Regions from separate parts of the Mus musculus genome. Here region 2 is linked to region 1. A link is a loop called in an ENCODE intact Hi-C map of the cell type or tissue named here. Cell type or tissue: gastrocnemius. All regions are shown on one strand. Links, peaks and the distances in the headings refer to the core of each region. The heading gives the core; the rest is flanking DNA.

Evidence for each region. A loop is a pair of places that touch in the nucleus more often than their neighbours do. Peaks named below come from ENCODE experiments on the same cell type or tissue, not always from the same donor. Only the 100,000 strongest peaks of a DNase experiment are listed, where the experiment ranks them.
Region 2: a loop joins it to region 1, with 2.3 times the contacts of the local background. A loop is called at or near these places in 15 of 42 quality-filtered maps.

The regions. Positions count from the first base shown.
Region 1 is chr11:68,551,058-68,557,305 of GRCm38, reverse strand. It overlaps Pik3r6 (phosphoinositide-3-kinase regulatory subunit 5), which reads right to left. Exons shown (of 20, transcript NM_001081566.2): 19 at 5,970-6,082; 20 at 4,611-5,415. The coding sequence ends at 5,262. Mfsd6l (major facilitator superfamily domain containing 6-like) reads right to left here and starts at 1,120. Exons shown (of 1, transcript NM_146004.1): 1 at 1-1,120. The coding sequence starts at 981. In gastrocnemius, for the core only: a CTCF peak has its summit at 3,214 (motif pointing right); DNase peaks (open chromatin) are centred at 1,164 and 3,219; H3K27ac peaks cover 1,181 bases.
Region 2 is chr11:68,802,739-68,807,738 of GRCm38, reverse strand. It overlaps Myh10 (myosin, heavy polypeptide 10, non-muscle), which reads right to left. Exons shown (of 41, transcript NM_175260.2): 32 at 4,687-4,899; 33 at 2,900-3,112; 34 at 453-614. Among named protein-coding and RNA genes, the nearest start is that of Ndel1, 48 kb to the left of the region's middle. In gastrocnemius, for the core only: a CTCF peak has its summit at 2,374 (motif pointing right); a DNase peak (open chromatin) is centred at 2,399.

The DNA of each region.
Region 1 (6,248 bases), core at 547-5,546:
GACCAGCGAGTAGCTGTAGAAATAAATCACGCCCTGAGGACCATTGGCCACGAGGAGGCATTCCAGATGCCCCACCAAGGCTGCGATGCCACACACACCTGCTGATACACCTAACAGTTTCCACACCCACAGGTCTCTGTTCCGATCAGTGGCGTCTACGAAATCCAGGTATTCATAAAGACTGTCATCCGCCACCTGCTCCAGAGGGGCTGCCAGGAGTTCCCAGAATACAACAACTCCCAAGGAGAGGATGAAAGTCCACGGTGACCCTTTCGAGGAGTGATCAGGGGTCTGGGTGTCCCCCTGGGGCTTTGACAAGTTGACGGGACCTCCAAGAGCTGTACTTCCAGGAAGTAGATTCAGGGTAACATTGCCTACCTCAAAAGTCCCTTTCTGGGAATTATCTCTCAACCCAGAAGTGACAAGATGGAGGCCTTGTGTAGTGGTCCTGGCTCCTTCAACAGAGCCCACTAAATAGGTCTGCAGACCGCTAAATGTTCCTTCAGATCCATTTGGAAAGCCAGAAGTGTCCAGGGCTCTGGTGTGCCTGCTGCCTGGGAGGTTGGGTGCTCCAGACCCCTGGGTAGGGGTCATGATCACAGTTTGTGTGACCCCCAGCGGTAAGATAGTGGTGGCCACTCTACTGCTTCCATTACAAAAGTGGTTGACCAGATTTCTGTCCACCGGTGGGACGAGGACCATCAGGAGGCTGGCGCCTGCGGAGCTCAGCAATGAGCCAGTCAAAAACATTCTCCTTTTCTGGTAGCGTTTGGCCAGGAAGGCACAGAAGGGAATCCAGCAGGTAGCGATCAGGTGCTTGGTTCCCATGAGGATGCCCACCAAGGGCGCGGCCACACCCAGTTGCCTCAGGTAGAGGGTCAGGAACGGAGTCACACAGGCATCCCGGACTCCGCACACCAAGTGGAAGAGCCTGGCCACCCGTAGTGCCCTGGGGACGTCCCATTGCGGGTTGGGGCTCATGGTTACGGGATTCTGCCAGACCCGGAAGGACACAGGACTAAGTTAGATGCGGGGCGCGCGGCGCTCCATATCCTGGGAAGGGAGAATCGCTGGCTCAGGGTTCCGAGCAAGCCAAACTGCGTCACCTCCAGTCACCTAGCCAACGGCTATTTGCCCCCATGTCCGGCCACCCTCCCGGAAGTGGCCCCGCCCCAAGAGAGAGACGCGGCGGGGGCGGAGCCCACGCACCTGTTGACTGTACCTGCTGCACCTGTTGTACCTGCGCCTCACCTGCGCCACCTAATGGATGACGGACGCCCTGTGGTTTGCTGGGCGCGTTCTGACCACAGGTGCTGCTGGGCGCCTGGACTGCCTCAGGCCTGAGAAACTGACAGGGTCAGGATGGGGATGTGTCCGGGAAGAGAAGAATGAAGTGAACATCTGCACATCTCTGGTCCTCACACATCCCTCGTCCTCAGGTCTGTATTCATAGGCCCACTGGTCAGTGGCGATCTACAGAGTTGGTCCTGTTGATTGTAAGTGAAATCCCAATTCTGTCTGGCCATCACCAGAGGACTCAGACTTCCCCTCCTTGGCTTGCACTTTTGTCAATAATCTCTCTGTTCACCCAGAAAGGCATTTATATATATATATATTCAATCCTGGTAGCACCTCACAGTCCCAGGCAGTATGTACACAATGTACACACTCAATAGAATGCTGTTGCCTGCCCTGTTTAGGAATGCACTCCAGAGATTCTTAGCTGGCTTTGAACCTCAGTAGAGGAACCTCAGTAGAGGAACCTCAGTAGAGGAAGTGAATACAGATACTTAAAAATTGCAGGTCAAAAGAAATAGTTTATTAGCCAAGTAAAGGTTTCCACACATGAATTCAGTGGCATCCAGGTCATGAGAAATGGCTCCAGATTTTTTTCTCTCCCCAGAGGCATTTCCTCTCTCAACTGAACTAAGATTCGAGCCCTTGAAATCATGGGGGGGGGGGGGGGGAGGAGGTGTACCATAGGCTTTCCTCCAGAATGGCCAACTATCCAGCTACAGATGCGGGAATTATTTGTTCTCAGACCTAGGGTCTCCATCTCTACCACTGAGCTGTATCCCAGCTCTGATTTGGTCCATTCATTTTTCATTCAAGGCTTGCTCAATGCACCTAATTTGGCCGTGGATTGGAGAGTGGGGGGTGTTTGCCAGCCAATATGTATGTGTAGCTAAATTTGAAATGGTAATTTCTCAGGAGACGGGTAGACAGCTAAGGTCCTCCGCACTTTCTCTTACCATATGGCTGACAGACTCTCACTGATACTTAGAACCTAAGGATTAAAACGTTATTAAATTAAAATTTAAAAACTAAGAGTTGCTAGCTGGGTATGGTGACGCATGCCTGAGTCTAACACTTGAGGGATGGAGGCAGGGGGATCAGGAGTTCATCATCAGCCTCAGCTAGCTTTTTTGAGGTGAGACCTTGTTTACAAAACTGAGCAAAAAGAAAACAAACATGCAAGTGATTAATGGGTGTGGAGGCTTAATCCCACATCTGGAGGTAGAAGCAGGAGAATCAGGAGTTCAAGACCAGCCTTTGTTATATGAGATCTTGTCTCAAAGATATCAACCACAAACCTAAACACACACACACACACACACACACACACCAAAACAAAAACCTAATGCTTGTGTGATTGTGAACGTTCAAACTGGTCTGAAGCAGTTCACATCACCTCAGTTCAGAAAAACAGAAAATCCCAGGTCAGACTCAGTGAGGCCATGATTGTTACCAGTTTCAAACCACTAAAGACTGCCTGCCCTCCCACCTGCCAGCCCGCCTGCGCCGCCCCCCCCCCCCCCACCACAGTGCCCCTGCCTTTGCCTCTTTCAGCAGCCTTCCCCCCACTTGCTCTTTCCCGCAGCTGCTTTCTTGGCTCTTTGAGACTCTTTGGGCTTGACTGCTTCTGGCTACCGGAGAAAACATTTCCTGCTTTCCACGCCCATGGGCGAGCAGAGACTTTCTGTCAGCCTGGACTGCCTTTGGGTGTGTATACTAAAGCAACCCTGAGCCCTACTCACATCATCCTTGGCTTTAAGAATGGGTCATGGGACTTTCCCTTGTTCCTGGAATAATGAGGTCAGAGATAAAATGCCATATTAGTTACTTTACTGACACTCACCCCCCATTCTATATTGACTTGAATGAGAATGGTCGCCGTACACTCGAATATTTTAATGCCTGGCCCCCAGTTGGTGGCGCTGTTTGGTGGTAGTGGTGGGACAGTTAGCAGGTTTTACTGGAAGAAGTATGACACTAGGATCAGGTTTTGAGAGTTTTTTTTTTTTCTTTTGGGGTTTTGGGGTTTTTGAGTCAGGGTTTCTCTGTGTAGCTCTGGCTGTCCTGAAACTCCCTCTTGTAGACCAGGCTGCCCTGGAACTCGCAGAGATCCACCTTCCTCTGCCGCTGGGGTGCTGAGATTAAAGGCGTATGCGTCTGGCAAGGGCTTTGAGAGTTTAAAGCTGCCTCTCTGTTTGCTCTCACTGCTTCATGCTTGTGCTGGACAATGTGAGCTCTCGGCTTCCTGCCGCCATGCCCGCCCGCTGCTTGCTGCCATCCTTCCTGCCACAGTGGACTCTCATCCCTCTGGAACCCCTGAGCCAAAACAAACTCTTTCTATAGTTGCTCTTTGGTCATGACGTTTTAGCCCAGCGACAGTAAAGTAACTAATATGGATTCCCGGCTTCAAAGGATCCCACCAGCCCAGGGACTCCATCTAGTTGACAGGAAGGAGCTCAAGTCTAACTCCCTTGGACTTTTTCTATTTCTCCCCCATGCTATATGAGGCCATGGATCGTAGGGCCAAGAACACTACTATGGCTTTGTGTGATGGTTTGTATATGCTTGGCGCAGGGACTGACACTATTTGGAGGTGTGTCCTTGTTGGAGGAAGTGTGTCACTGTGGGCATGGGCTTTGAGACCCTCATCCTAGCTACCTGGAAGCCAGTCTTCTCCTAGCAGCCTTCAGATGAAGATGTAGAACTCTCAGCTCTTCCTGCTCCATCCCTGCCTAGACATTACTATGCTCCCACCTTGATGATACTGGACTGAACCTCTGAACCTGTCAGCCAGCCCCAATTAAATGTTGTCTTTATAAGAGTTGCCTTGGTCATGGTGTCTGTTCACAGCAGTAAGACTCTAATTAAGACAATGTACAACTTTTCTTTTTTACTTGAAACGCCAATTTTTCTTATTCTCTAAGCTCTGGCTTTCCTGAAGGCTCCCTGCATTCCTGCCTCTGCTTGAGAGAGTCCTTAAGAAAAAAAAGGGGAGAGGAAAGAGTAGGGGAACGGACCACAGCAGTGAATGTGGCACAAGACTGTTATCCAGCCTAAGAGAATTCATTTGGTTAGATCAAGTTCTGTCTTCTGACTTCCTGTGCAGCGCTGTGGTCATGGATCAGTGGGTAAAGGTGTTTGCTGCCAAGTTTGACAACCTGAGTTTTGTTTCCAGGACCCACACTGTGGAAGGAAACAATAAATTTCCACAAATTGTCTTCTGACCTACATATATATAATGTGTCACACACACACACAGACACACACACACACACACACACACACACACACACACACACACACGGAAGCAGTAACACTTTAGTGTGCTTTTATTGAGACTATCACTCTCTTCTTTACTGAGACAGACCGACCCCCCTCGGCACTGGCGAACCGTGGCCTTGAGAGCTGCAAAGGATGGTATGAAGTCAGAAGGGAGCAAATACAGTATTCACTACCTACTCCCTGGTCCTTCCAAAGCCACAGGGCGCTGTACAAATAGTGAACCCATCAGCTCTGAACCCCTTTTTATAAACTGAGGTCAAACCCAAGGCCTCCCACACACTAGGCAAGTGCTCTACCGCTGAACCACCAGCTATACCTGCAGCTAACTGACACCAGTTCTCAGGACTCCCTAGGGAGCTGGAGTGGATGGTGGATGAGAAACGGGAAATGAACATCATCACAAGAAAGATGTTTCTGGGAGAAGCTGGCTTGAGTATGCATCAGCTCATCTCATTCCAACTCTGTCCAGCAATCTGGGAGCCGTGGGCTGCATCCATCTTTATCACATGCCCCTTATTCATTACAACCCAGGCTCTTTTAATTCCCAGGCATTCTCTGGCTCCTGGTCCAAGCAGAGCTGCCCAGTGGGGCTGTCAGTGTAAATGTTGTGGATGGGTGGGTAGTGTTTCTTCCTTCTTGGGTCTGCTGCCCCTGGACCCAGATCTCCCACTGTCCTGGTAAGCTTATTGGATGATGCCAGAGAATGTGTTGATGGGCATCAGAAGAGAATTGGGCTTGGCCATGTTCTTCTCTGTCTCCTGCCCGTGCGAATTGAGCGCTGACGTCTTGGATTTCTGGGTCCGTGAACATGGCTCTGGGCAGGGACTGACCTCAAATCTGCAGTGGGGAGAGACCAGCTTAGAAGGTAATCAGAAACCAGATTTTCCCTGATTAAAAAGGTAGACCACATTTAAAAGGTAGAGCAACTTTTATAGGGAACAGAGAGAGAGAGAGAGAGAGAGAGAGAGAGAGAGAGAGAGAGAGAGAGTTAGAAAAAAGACAAAACAAATCAGAGAAGGAGGTCCTCATGTTGCAAGGTTCTCTGATAGTGGGAGAGATGCTTGGATCTAGGCCACTGTGTCTTTGTGTCTACCTTTCCGGGGAAAACTTGCAAAAGTTACAAAATGGGAGTGCAGATGCCCCAGAAGGGGAGCCTGTGATGAAAGTTCAATACAGGCAGCAAGGTTGAAACAGAAGGATGTTCAGCTGTGTGTGCCCCGAGGAGTCCTGGGAACATTTAGCACTAACGTCAATTCATAAGACAGTGGCCTAAAACTTACCTGACCACAGATCTGACTCTGATAAGTAGCCTGGGCCATGGTCAGGAGACTGTGGGCGTTCAGGGTTTCCCTGTTGGGGCAGGAGTCCTAGGAGTAGAAAGCCCCACTCACCTGACCACATCCCTGAAAGTCCGCCGTCCGTCCTTGTCCAGCCATAGTGTGAGCAGCCTCTGGTCTTGGCTCTGGACTTGGATACTGGATGTCCGGAAGGTGTTGGTTGATGTCTACATCAGAGAAGACTTTATGTAAATGTCACCTTTGCTCAGCAGTTGGCTCTGCCAACACTTCCTACCCTAGGAGCTGGTGCGTTTCTTCTGTATATCCCAAGGGGTCCCATCCCCCACACAGACTGTAGCAGAATTTCAGCAGAGCCTGTTGTATGTGGCATGA
Region 2 (5,000 bases), core at 1-5,000, 250 kb before region 1:
TCAGTGCCTACACCCAGCCAGGAAGAGCAGGGTCAGCCCACACCGTACTTTATCATGCATACCGCTCCTCTTCTCAGCGAGGCTATAGAACTGTATCATCCAGGTAGCAAGAGTGATGCTTGCAGCTGTCTGAAAATTACATTCCCAGCAGTGCAGGAGGAAAGGGACACCACTTCCCTTTGGAGACAGAGCTAGACAGTGAAGTTGTTGCTAAGGGCATTTAGGGGCACAGGACCAGATTCCAGCAAGGACACTCCTCCTGGCCACCATCCCCAGCTCTGACTCAAAAGAAAACCCAGTAACCTAGGGGACAGCTGCTCTGGTCCTCATCATGACAGTGGCTCGGTGACAAGGTGACAGTTGGGTGCTGCATGGTCTTCCAGCTTCAGTTTCATCTTGGTTCCAGTAAGGCTATGTGGCCTGTCCCACCAAGGTAAGCCTGCCATCCCTACCTGAAGTTTGCGAAGCTGCTTGATCACTTCATCCCGGGCTTTGTTCGCAGCCTCGATCTGAGCCTCCAGGTCCTTCAGGTCTATCTCCATCTTCTTCTTTGACGCCACAGCCAGTGCCCGCTGTTTCCGCTCATCCTCCAGCTCTGCCTCGAGCTCCCGCACCTGAAGGACAGTGTTGGATTACGTTATCCTGGGCTCTTGATACTTTGGCTAGGGGAGCTTGTCACTTTGCAGAGGTCCCTGTTACCAACAAGTCCCTATGTCTTATTAGCAGGTCTGGGCTTAGTTCAGAAGGTCTTGGAAACCACCCCATGGGAGAGGCCACGCCTGCTGGTAGCACTAGGGGACCCAAGAGGGAAGACCTTAGGCTCACAGTCCAGGTGACTGAGTCAGAAAGATAGGAAGCAGAGGATAATGATTTAACAAACAGGAAAGACGCCTGGAGCACAGGGCAGCAGTCCAGAGGCCAGGGGAACAGGCTCAACCCTAACCCTAACCGTGTCCTGGAGCGAGGGAGCTAGGCCTGACTTATGTGTCTGGGATCCATGCTGCAGAGCTAGGCTCGCTCAGGTTTTGGGCTTCAGACCAGGCAGAAGCCCCACTTGATAGACCAGCAAAGGGAAGCTAGCAGCTGAGGCCACAGGAAAGCTTTAGAGCACACAGCACACAGGAGGAGAGGAAGATACACAGACAAACGTGAGCTGGGGTAGAGCAACACACCCCATCCCCCATGGCCACTCATTCTGGGGTGTTCTTGACGCTTTAGCTGTACCACAGGACAGGATGGCACAGTCCTGGTTACTTGTACCCTTGTGTGAGGCAGAGGGGGTGGGTGGGAGAGGAGAAGCGGGTGTGTGTGTGTGTGTGTTTATCATTTCAGTCCAACCCTAATGCCTGTACTAACAATGAACTAAAACTGTCCAGACTGGGAGCTGTGCCGTGAGCTTCCTGGTCTGTCCTGCATTTCCATTCATCCAGGAAAAACTCCCATGTATGTAGGTGCCCTAGGTGATCTTGCAGTGGGGGCTCTGAGCAGATAGATCACTTGTCATGAACTGGCAAAGTGGGAAGGGAGGTGCTCTTTGAGTGACACCAAGAAGCCTAAGGGGGGGTCTTCTCCAAGGGGAGACCATGGATCTGTTGCACCTGCTCCTGCAGACGACCAGGAGGAGGAAGGGACAGATGGTTGCTTCCACTGTGGTGAGTCTCCGCACCTGACTGTATGCTGCAGATCTGGCTCTGCTGCGCTTGGGATAAGGAGGCTCTTTAGGTATGGAAACTGCCCTGAGGTTCTTCAGTGTGCTTTAAATACATCTATCAGTTCTTGGAAAATTGTCCTTGAAGAGGTCCTGTGTGTGGGCTGAACTTGGGACTCACTTCTAGAGAAGAGGACGAGAGGGATGAACTGTAAAGGCACAGCTCTCGCTGGCTTCCCTGGGCCTTTTGCTCTTGGGCAGGTGGCCTCCACAGGGCATGCGAGCAGCCTTCAGCCAGGCTGCTAACAAGTGCTGAGGTTCCTGTCCATGCTGGGAGGGTGAGCGCATGCGTCACCTCCTCCAGCCCAACCCAGGCCACCCCACAGAAACGGGACGCCAGAAATGTGGCTTTAACTCACTACGTTTGGCGTAAGTTAGTCAACAATAAAGAATGAATCAAGTTAATGTTAGTGAAACAAAAGTAGTAAAATAAAATTAAATATAAATCAAGACTGGTTTCCATGAACTCCAAGGGACACTCAAAGTATCCAAAATCACTTTCAAAGCACACGCACACACACACACACACACACACACACACACACACACACACACACACATACCTCAGAAACATCAACCACAAATTTCCTTAAGATCTATTTATTTAAATATTTTGAGCGTTCTGTCTATATTTAATATGACATGCATGCCTAGCTGAAGGCCAGAAGAGGGCATCAGATCCCATTAGAGATGGCTGTGAGCCACCATGTGGGCTGGAAACTGAACTCACGACCTCTGAAAGAGCAGCCAGTGCTCTGAACCACTGAGCCATCTCTCCAGACCAATCGTGAGATTCTTTTTAGGTTTAAAAAATGTAATATAAGCCAGGCACTTGGAATTAAACTCTGAGTTTGAGTACATAGAGAAGAAACCAATCAACCAACCAAACATACACTCACAAAATTAACTATCAACCCTTTTCTTTCTCTTCTAAGGAGCCCTTTAAGGGTGGGTGACTTAAGGAGGCCATGACATCTGAGTGATGGGAATCTGCAGTGTCCCCCCATCTGCTGGGCAGGTGGGTCCCTATTCTTAGACCCTGAGTGCTCTCATGGCTTCCCTTTGATGGACAGACAGCCTGGCTAGGCAGCAGTGATGTTGGAGAGAGACTATCTAAACCCCTTACTGCCAGACTCAGCCTTTCCTCCTGCTAGTGCTTCCCAGGGCACGGCAGAGCCTCCCTCCACCCACCTGCTTAAGCAGCAGCCGCTTCTTTTCTTCATTCTGCTCATCTCGGGTTTGCAGGTCCCTCTCAAACTGGGCCTTCATGGCCTGCATGTTGACTTCCAGGCGGAGCTTGGCATCCTCAGTGGCCTGCAGCTCGTCCTCCAGCTCCTCCAGCTGGGTCCGCATCTCCTCCACCTGCTGCTCCAAGGCTCGCTTGGATTTCTCAAGCTCGTGGACCTAAGGCAAGGAAGCGTCAGGGCTGGTGAGCAGAGATGTGACCTAATCTCGCAGTTCTGTGGTCACACGTGTTTTAATCACCCGACTCGCGTGACAGAGCTCTGAAGCTAAAGCACAGTCACGGCGCCTGCTGTGTGAGCCTCAGAAGAGATCACTCACAATGGGAAGGCTCTCGAGCAGCCTGCCACAGAGGCAGTCTGAAAAGCAGGGCCTGGCCATGAGGTCTGACCTCTCTCTGAACACAGTCTCCACCAAGATGAGCCTTCTGAGACTGGCAGTGTACTGAGGTCCTCTACCTCCTATCCCAACTAACCGCCTGACCTCCTGAAGCAGACCTATGTGCTGTTAGCTTGGCAGGGGCAAGCCACAGAACTTAGGAAGGTCCATTTGCTAAGTAGTGTTTGGTAACTCAGCAGTCACCATGAGTGTGAGAATGTTGATGACTAGAGAAAATGACTATAGAACCACTACAGTCTTCTCTTCACTTTTACATGGTTGGATCTATCCTGGCTATGCTCTTCTTGGCCATGGAGCTGTACGCAGAAGGCCCGGCAGGATGAGGATGGTCTTCCATCACCTATGATATGGTCAGATGGCTTGGATCCATGCAGACCACACCTCTTTATGGTTGTTTCCACACTTCTCAAAACCAACAAAACAGGTCTTGGCTACAAAGTGCATGGGGTAACAACAGGAGAAGCAGGGCACGGTGATGCAGAGGCTGGTGGGCTCTATGAGTTCAAGGCTAGCGCTGGCTGGTCTACAAAGTGAGTTCTAGGACAGCCAGGGCTATTACACAGAGAAGCTCTGTCTCAAAACCCCAAAATAATGCAAGCTAGGAGAAGAGCCCAGGGGAACGTCATCTTTGATTTGCAGGTCTGGATTTACTCTGCAGCTCTCTGCTGGTCAGATACTAAGGGAGGGTGCAGGGTGAGGAACTAGCATGGGGACTCTGGAGAAGGCATGCCTGTGAGAGCACACAGAAATCTCTAAACTGCAAGTCTGACAACTACCCATACCCTGAAGGCCAGCACTCAGGTCTCACAGGGAAGGCTGGGTGGGGAGTGGAAGAAATGTGCTTCAGTTCCCACAAACCTCTTTTTTCCAGGGGATCTTGGAATATCTAGGTTTGCAACCACTGATATTGTAGATGCCCATGTTGAGAGGTGCCTGACAGGATGAACTGGGGCAGGAAGGGCCAGGGTAAGGTTCAACATCTGGCTACCTGCTAGGGTTGCTGCAAGAATTCCACAAATGGGGTCTGGGGAGATTGTCTCAGCGGTAGAGAACACTGAGTGCCCTTGTGGAGGACCTGGTTTCAATTTGCAGCCCACATGGCAGCTCACAAACACCTGTAAGTCTAGTTCCAAGGGATCCAATGCCCTCTTCTGCTCTCAAGGGCATTGGGCATGTGTACGGCACATGGACATACCTGCAGATTTCCACATGTATCTTGGCTCAGGTGAATGAGAGCAGATTGGCCCCTATCTGCCTCCAGGACAGGGCTCGAGTTGGCTCTGCTCTGGGCCTGTGTCCCAGGCCCTTTCTGTCCCTTGCAACTACAGGTGACTTACGTTCTTCCCCACATCGTCTTTAGAGCTCATCAGGTCTTCCATGTCTGCTCGAAGCTGCTTGTTCTGCCTCTCGAATTCCTCCTTCGCCTCCAAGGCCTCCTCAAGGGCCCGCGCCAGGGAGAGCGCTTTGGTTTCTTTCTCTCTGGCCTCAGCTTCAGCCCGGTCCCGCTCTTCTGCATAGCGAGCAGAGATGCCCTTTTCTTCTGCCAACAGCTGTGTGAGAGCAGAGCACAGTGAAAATGCCACTCACTGAGTCTAAGAACACAGCAGGCTGACCATCCATCCATATGTCCCCAAGGCTCTCTGAGAGCCAA